2 separate regions of the Homo sapiens genome follow, and region 2 is linked to region 1. The links are chromatin loops, found by intact Hi-C in ENCODE. Cell type or tissue: PC-9. All regions are shown on one strand. Each heading gives the region's core, and the rest is flanking DNA. Links, peaks and the distances in the headings are about the cores only. Region 1 has its middle 49 kb from the start of ARHGEF3-AS1. Region 2 has its middle 27 kb from the start of ERC2.

What was found. Peaks named below come from ENCODE experiments on the same cell type or tissue, not always from the same donor. Only the 100,000 strongest peaks of a DNase experiment are listed, where the experiment ranks them.
Region 2: a loop joins it to region 1, with 8 times the contacts of the local background. A loop is called at or near these places in 2 of 110 quality-filtered maps.

Annotation. Positions count from the first base shown.
Region 1 is chr3:56,986,759-56,992,135 of GRCh38, forward strand. It overlaps a transcript of ARHGEF3 not described here. Among named protein-coding and RNA genes, the nearest start is that of ARHGEF3-AS1, 49 kb to the left of the region's middle. In PC-9, for the core only: a CTCF peak has its summit at 2,328 (motif pointing left); no DNase peak of the experiment used is centred there.
Region 2 is chr3:56,492,605-56,497,981 of GRCh38, forward strand. No RefSeq gene overlaps it. Among named protein-coding and RNA genes, the nearest start is that of ERC2, 27 kb to the left of the region's middle. In PC-9, for the core only: CTCF peaks have their summits at 2,311 (motif pointing left) and 2,516; a DNase peak (open chromatin) is centred at 2,267; H3K27me3 peaks cover 544 bases.

The DNA of each region.
Region 1 (5,377 bases), core at 291-5,290:
AGGTAGGAAAGAAGTGGGGGCAGAAAAGAGGATAAACGCATGCGAATTTTGAAAAAAAAAAAGATAAAAATAAAAATAGGTCTGGAGTGATGGTCATAATCTTAATAGTAATGATGGTCCATGGATATTGAATCCTTACTGCGGGTGAAGTGATGTTTAAAACACTTTGGAGGCCGGGTGTGATGGCTCATGCCTGTAATCCCAACACCTTGGGAGGCCATGATGGGAGGATCACATGAGGCCAGGAGTTCGAGACCTGCCTGGGTAAGATGGCAAAACCCCATCTCTACAAAAATTGAAAAAATTAGCTGGGCATGGTGATGCATGCCTGTAGTCCCAGCTACTAGGAAGGCTAAGATGGGAGGATCCTTTGAGCCCAAGAGGTCAAAGCTGCAGTGAGCTGTGATCGTCCCACTATACTCCAGCCTGGGTGATGGAGTGAGACCCTGACTCAGAAAACAAACAAACAAGTAACTCTGGGTTGCCAACGCCTCATTATAGTCCATACTTTCTGGACAGATTCTGTTAACATCACCATCTTGCAGATGAGGAATCTGGGGCATAATCATGTGCCGGCCACAGGGAGAGCAGAGCTCTGACTTCAGGGCTCCCCCTCTTTGTCTCTCAACTGTTACCAGCACCAGCACTGGGCTGAGCTCTGGGCAATGCAACGGCTGAGCAGGAGTAGGAGGGAAGTGTTTGGCACAGGAGGCTCCAGGCCCAATCTGCAGGCAGGAGGGAAGGAGCTGCTGGAAAGAGAAACAGAAGATGAAAGGGACTCTGGGGACGGGGTGATGAACACTCCTGGGCATGCCCTTAGCTAAGAGCCACTACACTGGGGTTTTGCTGAGAGCTTCTCAGCAGCAGAAACCTTGGGTCAAGCCCAATCCTACATAAACCTGGTAGAAGCAGAGTTGATCTAGAAGGAAGGAAAGGAAGGAGCCAGCCCCACTAACCTCACTCCCCCTACCGTGCACAGCCAATCCTGCAGCCACTAAGAGACCACCTCAGGAACATGGACACCTCAGGGCCTCCACTCACAGCGTATGCTCTCTGAGGGCTGGCTGGCTTTCTCTTCCTTTTCAATTTTCAAGTATTTGATTAACACATTCAAAACTAAAATAATTAAAATTAGCCAGAGATGCACTGTGTCTTGTGTGCACACCACTGGCTTACCACCTGATGTCCAGAGCATAAATGGGACTCCACAAATGGGTGACAGACAGGTATGGGCAACAGCTCTGAGGGGTCAACCTGGCTCCTCCTTCACCTGCTAAGTGACCCTCAGCAAGTACCTGACCCTCACAAAACCTCAGAAGTTCCAGCAGTTCCCCACCTCTTGGGACTTTAAGAGGGTTGTTTTGTTTTCTTTGGTTTTGTGTTTTGTTTTTGTTTGTTTGTTTTGAGATGGAGTCTCACTCTGTCGCCCAGGCAGGGGAGTGCAGTGGCGCGATCTTGGCTCACTGCAACCTTCGCCTCCCAGGTTCAAGTGATTCTCCTGCCTCAGCCTCCTGAGTAGCTGGGACTACAGACGCACGCCACCATGCCCAGCTAATTTTTTTGTATTTGTAGTGGAGACGGGGTTTCACCATGTTGGTCAGGCTGGTCTTGAACTCCTAATCTCGTGATCCACCCGCTTCGGCCTCCCAAAGTGCTGCGATTACAGGCATGAGCCACCCCACCTGGCCTAAGAGAGTTAAATAAGCTAGTAGTCATAAAAGTGCCCAGCACATGATAAGAGCACAATAAATGTCACCTGTCATTATTATTAATAGCATCAACAAGATTAAAAGTATGTTGGCAGGGAGAGGAAGAATCCACAGGAAAGAATTAAAGTGTCCCCATGGGAAGCACAGTGCCCTGCATGTCCCAGTGTTGTTCCCTACTAGGACTGGCCAGTGAATGCTCTGGTTTTTGCAACTGTCTCTTTAATTTTTGTACCAAAGGGAGGCAGGGCCCAGACCATGGAGGTGTGAAGCTCACGAGTTTGGCAGGCTGGGCTCATCTGGAGCCCAGTATTAATTAATTGGTGTTTATGCAACAGTATGTGCCCATCTGGCCCCGTTTCTGTCTGAATCTTGTGCTCAGAACCTTGGAGAATGCATCTCCCTCATGACTTTTCTAGACTTTGATGCCCAGACAACAGCAGATGCGGGTGTTAAAATAATAGCACCAACACTGCAACTCTAAAAGGGGAAGGTACCCTCTTGAGGACTCAAAGTTAAATTACAAATAGCTGGAAGACAATTTTTTCCAGGGCTCCTGCAGCCACTGAACGTTTCCAAGGAGAAAGACAGCACCGATTGTGAGTGAAGAGTGCCCTCTGCTGGCCGGTATTAGAAAACTTCAGTTGATTACTTCGTCCATGCCTCCCGGAGGGCTCCAGCTCCGCTGCCGGGTGGCAAGTCTCAAGTACCCTATTTAGTTCTTTTTTAAAATCTGAACTGAAAACAAAAAGTCTTCTTTTCCTAAAAGGATAAGAGATGAAAGAAAGGACAAGGTCAAGGAGCATTTTATTCCACTCCTCGCTTGCGTTTTTTTTTTGCTGGTGCACTAGAAATGGCCCTGTGGATGCTGTAGCGTGACATCTGCCTCAGAGAATACAAGTAACTTGGGGAGAGCAATCAAGTGTCCACAGGTGGCCCACAGCAGTGCCCCATTTCCATTTTAAGAGGCTGTCCTCTTGACTAGACTCCAAAGTGTACAGAGAGACACTCCGAGCCAAAACTGCTGCTTCCTTGCAGAAAACCCCAGCAGGTCTGTGCCCAGGGGGCAGGGGGCTCCTGGTGGCTGAGCAATCACAGTGGCTGAGAGCTGGCGCTGGATGGGTTGCTCTAGAATCATCCAGCCTGTGACACACGCCCAGACTCAAGCCCAGGACAGCACTCATCTGGCCTCTAGTAAGGCTGCTGCCTCCCCACAGCTGGGGCCCTCGTGGATTCCAGCCCCAGCACCACCCCTGCCCCACTCCCTAGGAACAACCCTGACTTCATCAGTGAGTTCTAACTCTCCTGGCTTTCTGCTCACTCAGACTTTACGCACGGGAGCCAACCTGGCTGAGCTTCAAACCCCTTCATCACTTCACAGCTGCAAGATGTCCCCATTGTGAACTTGACTTTCCTCCTCTGGAACAATAATGGGAGCCGCTATTTACCAAAGGTCCACTAACTGCCAGAAACTTCAAAGTAATCCTCATGACCACGCTATGGGACTGTGAGGGAGCTGATCTCCCCGAATCAAGGGCAAGAATTATTTAAAACAATGACGCTACCCAGCTTCGCTACCCAGCTTCCCAGCTTCGCTACCCAGATAAGGAAAGGCTCTGCCCCATCTACCATCTTCTTCCCTCCATTATGCAGTCTGAGTTCATCAGTTTCCATATGCAAAGTGCATTAATCAGAGGGGAGAGAAACAAGGACAGAGAGAGAAAAGAGAATACCAGAGGTGGGGTAGAAGAGGAAAGTCTTCTGGGGCAAAGCAAATGGAAGGAGAACTTTAGCAGAGTCCAGGGAAGGGCAAGAGAGGTTTCAGAACACCTGCAAGGTGGCTGGGCCATGGCTCACGCCTGTAATCCCACGACTTTGGGAGGCCAAGGCAGATGGATCACTTGAGGTCAAGAGTTCGAGACCAGCCTGGCCAATATGGTGAAACTCTGTCTCCACTAAAAATACAAAAATTACTTGGGCGTGGTGACGTGCACGTGTAATCCCAGATACACTCGGGAGGCTGAGGCAGGAGAATCACTTGAACCCGGGAGGCAGAGGTTGCAGTGAGCTGAGATCATGCCACTACCTGAGAGTAGTTTCCTAAAAGAGTTGGTATTGGTTATAAAATGGATCCCCCTTGACTATTCTTTGAGAGACACAAATAAAAAGAACTGCCTTTATTGTTAGCTAATGGATTTCAAATCTCTGAATGTAACCAAAGCCTAAGTCTGGAGGATTGTGGACTTTGCTATTTGCTTAGATTACATTACAATTTTATAGGTAAAAAAACAGGCGGAGACAGCCAGTAACTTGCTAAGGGTCACCCAGCTCATGAATGGCAGAGCTTAAATTCAACATCTCCACAACCCCAGCTCTATCTGTGAGGCTCTCTGCCTCTGAACCAGAGGAACAATAATCCTGCCTAAGGGGTCAGGTGAGGGGTGAGCGTGAGATGAGCCGTGTACACTCAGCTTTGCACAATGAATTGCACACTGTGGGTGAAGCCACAAATAACAGTCCCTTTCCTTCCCCTCCCTTTGTCCTAATCACCGAATTCTCCCTTGTTCTTAAGACCCAGTTCCTGCTTGATAACCTAGTTCTCACTGCTAGATTCCTGCCATGTCTTTTACCGCCCCAAGCCCTGTTTGGGTAACTGCCCCATTACCCTAGTCCCTCTCAGGCTGCTCACAGCTGGTCTTCCGACCCCAGACTCCTCCAGCATGAAGGCTGAGGTTCAACTTCCTAGTGGAAGGCTTTTCCTGTATTAATACCCTGGCCACTCACATGCCTGAGGATCCAACCTTTCCCCATTTGCTCATTCATTCAAGAAACAGTCACTAGTTCCTCCTTTGTGTCAGGTACTATGCTAGCCACTCAAGATAGAATGCTGTTAAAAAAAGAAAAAAAAACTGTCCCAAACTTGGAAATAAAGTATAACTTTTCAAAGTCATCTATCTACACCCCGAGTCTGCTTACAGGGAGGTTATTTTTGTTTGATTCACTATTTGCTTTTGATTAGGGCCCAGACTCTGTAAAGTTAAGTTGTTAACTTGTTAAAGATTGATAAATTTGATAAATTGCAAAAAAGAATTCTGTCAGATACAGTCTCAAAGGTTACAGTGTTATTTTCCTATGGGACATTAATCAGTTTTGTTTTGTTTTGTTTTTGAGACAGGGTCTCGCTCTGTCGCCCAGGCTGGAGTGCAGTGGCACGATCGCAGTTCACTGAAGGCTCTGCCTCCCAGGTTCAAGCAATTCTCCCACCTCCGCCTCCCGAGTAGCTGGGATTACAGGGGCATGCCACCACGAGCAGCTAACTTTTGCATTTTTAGTAGAGATGGGGTTTCACCATGTTGGCCAGGCTGGTCTCAAACTCCTGACCTCAGGTGATCCACCTGCCTCAGCCTCCCAAAGTGCTGGAATTACAGGCATGAGCCACCGCGCCCGGCCCATTAACCAGTTTTATATCTGAGTTTGCAATCTTATTCCAGCATTCTTTTTTCCATAATATTTTTCCATAATTCACTCACTCACTCTCACTCTCTCTCCCCTCCTCTCTCTGTGTGTGTGTGTGTGTGTGTGTGTGTGTGTGTGTGTGTGTGTGTTCCTGGATGGTCCTTAGAACCAGCTTTCTCATCCTCATCCTGCTAGTTCGCTCATTAATGAGTTAA
Region 2 (5,377 bases), core at 110-5,109, 490 kb before region 1:
TTACTCTTTTTGCCAAGGTCGGAGTGCAAATAATGGTATGATCTCAGCTCACTGCAACCTCCGCCTCCCGGGTTGAAGCGATTATCCTGCCTCAGCCTCCCACATAGCTGGGATTACAGGCATGAGCCACCACACTCGGCTAATTTTTCTATTTTTAGTAGAGACAGGGTTTCACCATGTTGTTCAGGCTGGTCTCGAACTCCCGACCTCAGGTGATCTGCCCACCTCAGCCACCTAAAGTGCTGGGATTACAAGCATGAGCCACCATGCCTGGCCCCATCTCACTTTTAAAAAATATTCTAATAAAGTCCTTGGCTGGCAACCAGAAGGATAAAATAAAAAGAATCAAATTATCTAGTGGTGTTAAATATAAAACGGAAAGGAATAAAAATTTAAAAGGATACAGACACAGGGAATAGTAATATTCCCTGCCTCAATATTTTGGTTTACACAGTTCCTTTTTATCTTTTTAAAAGTATAAATAGTACATGCCTATTGTATGATACAAATGTGTACCAAACAGTGAAAAGGCCCTCCACTTTCCCCTGGTAGATCAGTCTTTCAATAAAACCTAATGTTAATACTTTAGTGTATGGCCTTCTAGATTCTTCTGTGCATACATCTACAAATGTATTTGCCTCAATAGATTATACTATGCATACCATTCTCTGCCCTATATTTTTTAATCCAACAAAATATTGTGGATATGTTTCCTTGCCTATTCATATAAATCAATGTTCTGAATGACTGCATAGTAATTGCTGAACCACAACTTATCTCCTACTGATAACATTTACATTGGTTCTAATTTTTTTACCATAACATCAGTGGTATAATTTCTGCATGATTGTAATAAAAAGATGCTTCATATTTATTTATACTTCTTTAAGTTAAATTTCTAACATAGTTTTGCCGGGTCAAAAAGAATACCCAGGTCAGACACAGTGGCTCACACCTGTAATCTCAGCACTTTGGGAGACAGAGGTGAGAGGATCACTTGAGCCCAGGAGTTTGAGACCAGCCTGGGCAACATGGCAAGACCCCATATCTTAAAAAAAAAAAAAATGGCTGGGTGTGGTGGCACATGCCTGTAGTCCCAGCTGCTTGGGAAACTGAGATGGGAGGATTCCTTGAACCCAGGAGGTCAAGGCTGCAGTGAGCTGTGATTGCACCACTGCACTCCAGCCTGGGTGACAAAGTGAGGCTCTGTATTAAAAAAAAAAAAACAAGAATACCTATTGATATTTTGATAGATTCTGCCAAATTGCCCTCTAAAAGGTTGCAACAATTAAAACCCTCAGGAGTAATATACATCCATACTTATTTGCCCAATCCTTCAGAAAATTTGGGCAACGTAGATAATTTTCATTTTTATAGATTTCTTATTTTTACATTTGAATGTATAATCTTTTATAAAATAGTAAGATGAAGAGATGAAGGGCCTTGCTATTGTTTACAAACTATGTGACAACAGACTTTAAAGTTTAGGTTTTTTAAGTTAATTCAGGCAATAAATCTTTAAAACAAAAAAAAAAATCTCAGGCCAGGTGCAGTGGATCATGCCTGTAATCCCAGCACTTTGGGAGGCTGAGGAAGGAGGATCACTTGAGGCCAGTAGTTTGAGGCCAGCCTGGGAAACACAGTGAGACCCCATTTCTATAAAAAAGATTTTAAAGATTAGCCAAGTATGGTGATGCATGCCTGTAGTCTTAGCCACCCAGGAGGCTGAGGCAGGAGGATAGCTTGAGCCTAGGAGTTGGAGGCTGCAGTAAACTGTGATTGTGCTACTGGACTCCAGCCTGGGTGACAGAGTGGGACCTTGTATCTTAAAAAAAAGAAGTTAAAAACAAACAATAAAAAACATATTATCTTCTCTTCCTAGACCACATCCTTTCGCAACCATTTGAGAACTAGGTAAAAATTATCAGTCTCTATTGCTAGCTGAAGCTTTCACCTTGACTGGGCTTCCACCATCACCAGGTTTGATTGCAAAGTGTCATTTCTTTTCTTGGGTGAGAAGCATATCAAAATACTATCACTTGCTTACCCTGCCCCGACATGCTAGGTTTGATTCATGTTGGAATAATAGAAAGGACTAAAGAATTCAGAGCAGTTCTGTACTCTCGCCTGACACCTAACACCAATCGGTTTCCAGCCCACAGAGCTGTGCAGTGGAATCTCCAAGGCACATTCTAGATTCCCTAGTGTCACTCCAGTGAGCAACCTTTCTACACACTTCAGCACCTGGACAGCTCTCTTGGCACCACCTCTAGAGGGCATGGTAAGCCGCTTTGTTGAGCCCTCTAGTGGTTGCTTTAGTTATTGCACAACTGTTTTTAAAATTTCAGGTGTACCTCGGAGATATTGCAGGTTGGGTTCCAGACAACCACAGTAAAGCTAGTATCAGAATAGCTCTGGTTCTGCAGTGCATATAAAAGTTATATTTGCACTGTACTGTAGTCTATTAAGCGTGCAATAACATTAGGTCAAAAAACAATGTACTGACTTGGCAAAGTGGCTCACACCTGTAATTCCAGCACTTTGGGAGACAAGGGTGGGAGGATCACTTGAGCCCAGGACTTTGACACTACTCTGGGCAACACAGTGAGAACTCATTTCTTTAAAAAAAAAAAAAAGATTAAAAATTAGCTGGACATGGTGCTGTGCATTTGTAGTCCCAGCTGCTCAGGAGGCTGAGGTAGGGGGATCACTTGAGCCTGGGAGATTGAGGCTGCAGTGAGCTATGATCATGCCACTGCATTCCTTCCTGGGCAACAGAGTGAGACCTTGTCTCCGGAAAAATGTACATACCTTAATTTAAAATATTTTATTGCTAAAAAATTGCTAATGATCATCTGAGCCTTTAGCAAGTCATAATATCTTTGCTGGTGAAGGTTCTTGCCTCAGTGTGGATGGCTGCTGACAGATCAGGGTGGGGGTTGCTGAAAGTTGGAGTGGCTGTGGAAATTTCTTTAAAAAAGACAACAATGAACTTTGTTGCATTGATTGATTTTTCCTTTCATGAAAGATTTATCTGTAGCATGTGATGCTGTTTGATAGCATTTTACCTACAGTAAACTTCTTTCAAAATTAAAGTTAATCCCCTCCAACCCTGCTGCTGCTTTATCAAATAAGTTTATGTAACATTCTAAATCCTTTTGTTGTCACTGCAACAATGTTCACAGCATCTTTGCCAGGAGTAGATTCCATCTCAAGAAACAAGTTTTTTTGCTCATCCATAAGAATCAACTCCTAAACCATTCAAGTTTTATCATGAGATTGCAGCAATTCAGTCAGACCTTCAGGCTCCACTTCTAATTCTAGTTCTCTTGCTAATTCCACCACATCTGCAATAACTTCCTCCATGGAAGTCTTAAACCCCTCAATGTCATTCACGAGGGCTGGAGTGAACTTCTTTCGAATTCCTGTTCATGTTGCTATTTTGGCCTCCTTCCATGAATCATAAATGTTCTTAATGACATCTAGAATCCTTTCCAGAGGATTTTCCATTTATTTTGCCCAGATCCATTGGAGAAATCATTATCTATGGCAACTATAGCTTTATGGAATGGATTTCTACAAATAATAAGGTTTGAAAGTCAAAATTACTCCTGGATCCATGGGCTACAGAATGGATATTGTATTATTAGCAGGCAGGAAAACATTAATCCCTTTGTACGTCTCTGTTGGGATTCACTCAGGATGGTGGCAGAAATATTAAAGGGAAATATTAGGGAAAGTTATAGGGAATAGTCACAAACCTCTCTGGAAGGCTGAAAGGTTACATAGCTTGTAATAATTGAACAGGCTGAAGGCTGCCGGTTCTTACCTTAGAGCATTAAGTCATAGGTTAAATACTAGGGACAATAGAGGCTTCCCCAGTTAAGTCTGTTTACCCTACCTCCATTAACTAACCTTTGAGCCAGATGGCCCTGGGGGGGTGGCGGGAGAGGTCTACCAGGAAAATTGCCCCCAATGGTATTTACTTTAGACCACAGTACCTGAGCTTTAATCATTCGTAGAACTACTCTCTTAACCATGTTAATTATCCACAAGTGTGTTGACTCAAAGCTTCCATTGTTAATTCTACACTAAATAAATGCCTGGAGTGCGAACCGTTCAGGGCAACACCTGCCATTCTTTACAGGACTCTTCTTGGAGTCTGTGAGTGGCCTCGGACCCTCAGCTGGACTGGCAAAGCAGAATATCTGTGTGTCAGTGTATGTTTATTCATCCGTCACCAAATCAGGGGTCTGCAGGAACAGACCCTCTGCAGCTAGTGCTCCCAAGAAAGGAGCGCTGCCTCACATCTCCATCACAGCTCATGGGTAACCAGATGCTTTGTGAATGAGTGGTAATATTTTGAAAGGAATATTTTTTTCTGAGCAACAGGTCTCAAGAGTGGGCTTAAAATATTCAGTAAACCATGTTATAAACAGATATGCCTTCATCCGGGCTTTGGTTTTCCATTTGTAGAGCACAGGCAGAGTAGATTTAGCTTAATTCTTAGGACTTTAGGGTTTTCAGAATGGTAAATAAGCATTGGCTTCAACTCAAAGTCACCAGCTGACTTAGCCCCTAACAAGAGAGTCAGCCTGTCCTTTGAAGCTCTGAAGCCAGGCATTGACTTCTCTTCTCTAGCTGTGAAATTTCTAGGGGGCATCTTCCTCCAATGGAAGTCTGTTTTGTCTACACTGAAAATCTGTTTTTTAGTGTAGCCACTTTCACAAATGATCTTAGCTAGATCTTCTAGAAAACTTGCTGCAGCTTCTCCATCACTTACAGTTTCACCTTTCACTTTCGTGTTATAGAAACAGCTTCTTTTCTTAAACCTCATTAGTCAAACTCCGTTGGTGTCAGACTTTTCTTCTACAGCTTCCTTACTTCTCTCAGCCTTCATAGAATTGAAGAGAGTTAGGGCCTTGCCCTGGATTAGGTTTTGGTTTAAGGAAATGTTGTGGCTGGTTTGATCTTCTATCCAGACCACTCAAACTCTCTCCATATCAGTGATAAGGCTGTTCACCCTCTTATTTATATGTTCACTGGAGTAACACTATTAATTTCCTTCAAGAACTTTTCCTTTGCATTCGCAACTTGGCTAACTGTTTGGTGCAAGAGGCCTAGCTTTTGGCCTGTGTTGGCTTTCAACACGCCTGCCTCACTAAATTTAATCTAGATATTAAAGCTAGAAATAGTTTCTGATTTGAAGCAAGAGATCTGCGACTCTTCCTTTCACTTGAACACCAAGAGGCCACTGTAGGGTTATTAGTTGATCTGATTTCAATATTGCTGTGTTTCAGGGAATAGGGAGGCCAAAGAAGATGGAGAGATGCAAGAAGACCCGGTCAAACTTAATTTACCAATTAAGTTTGCCATC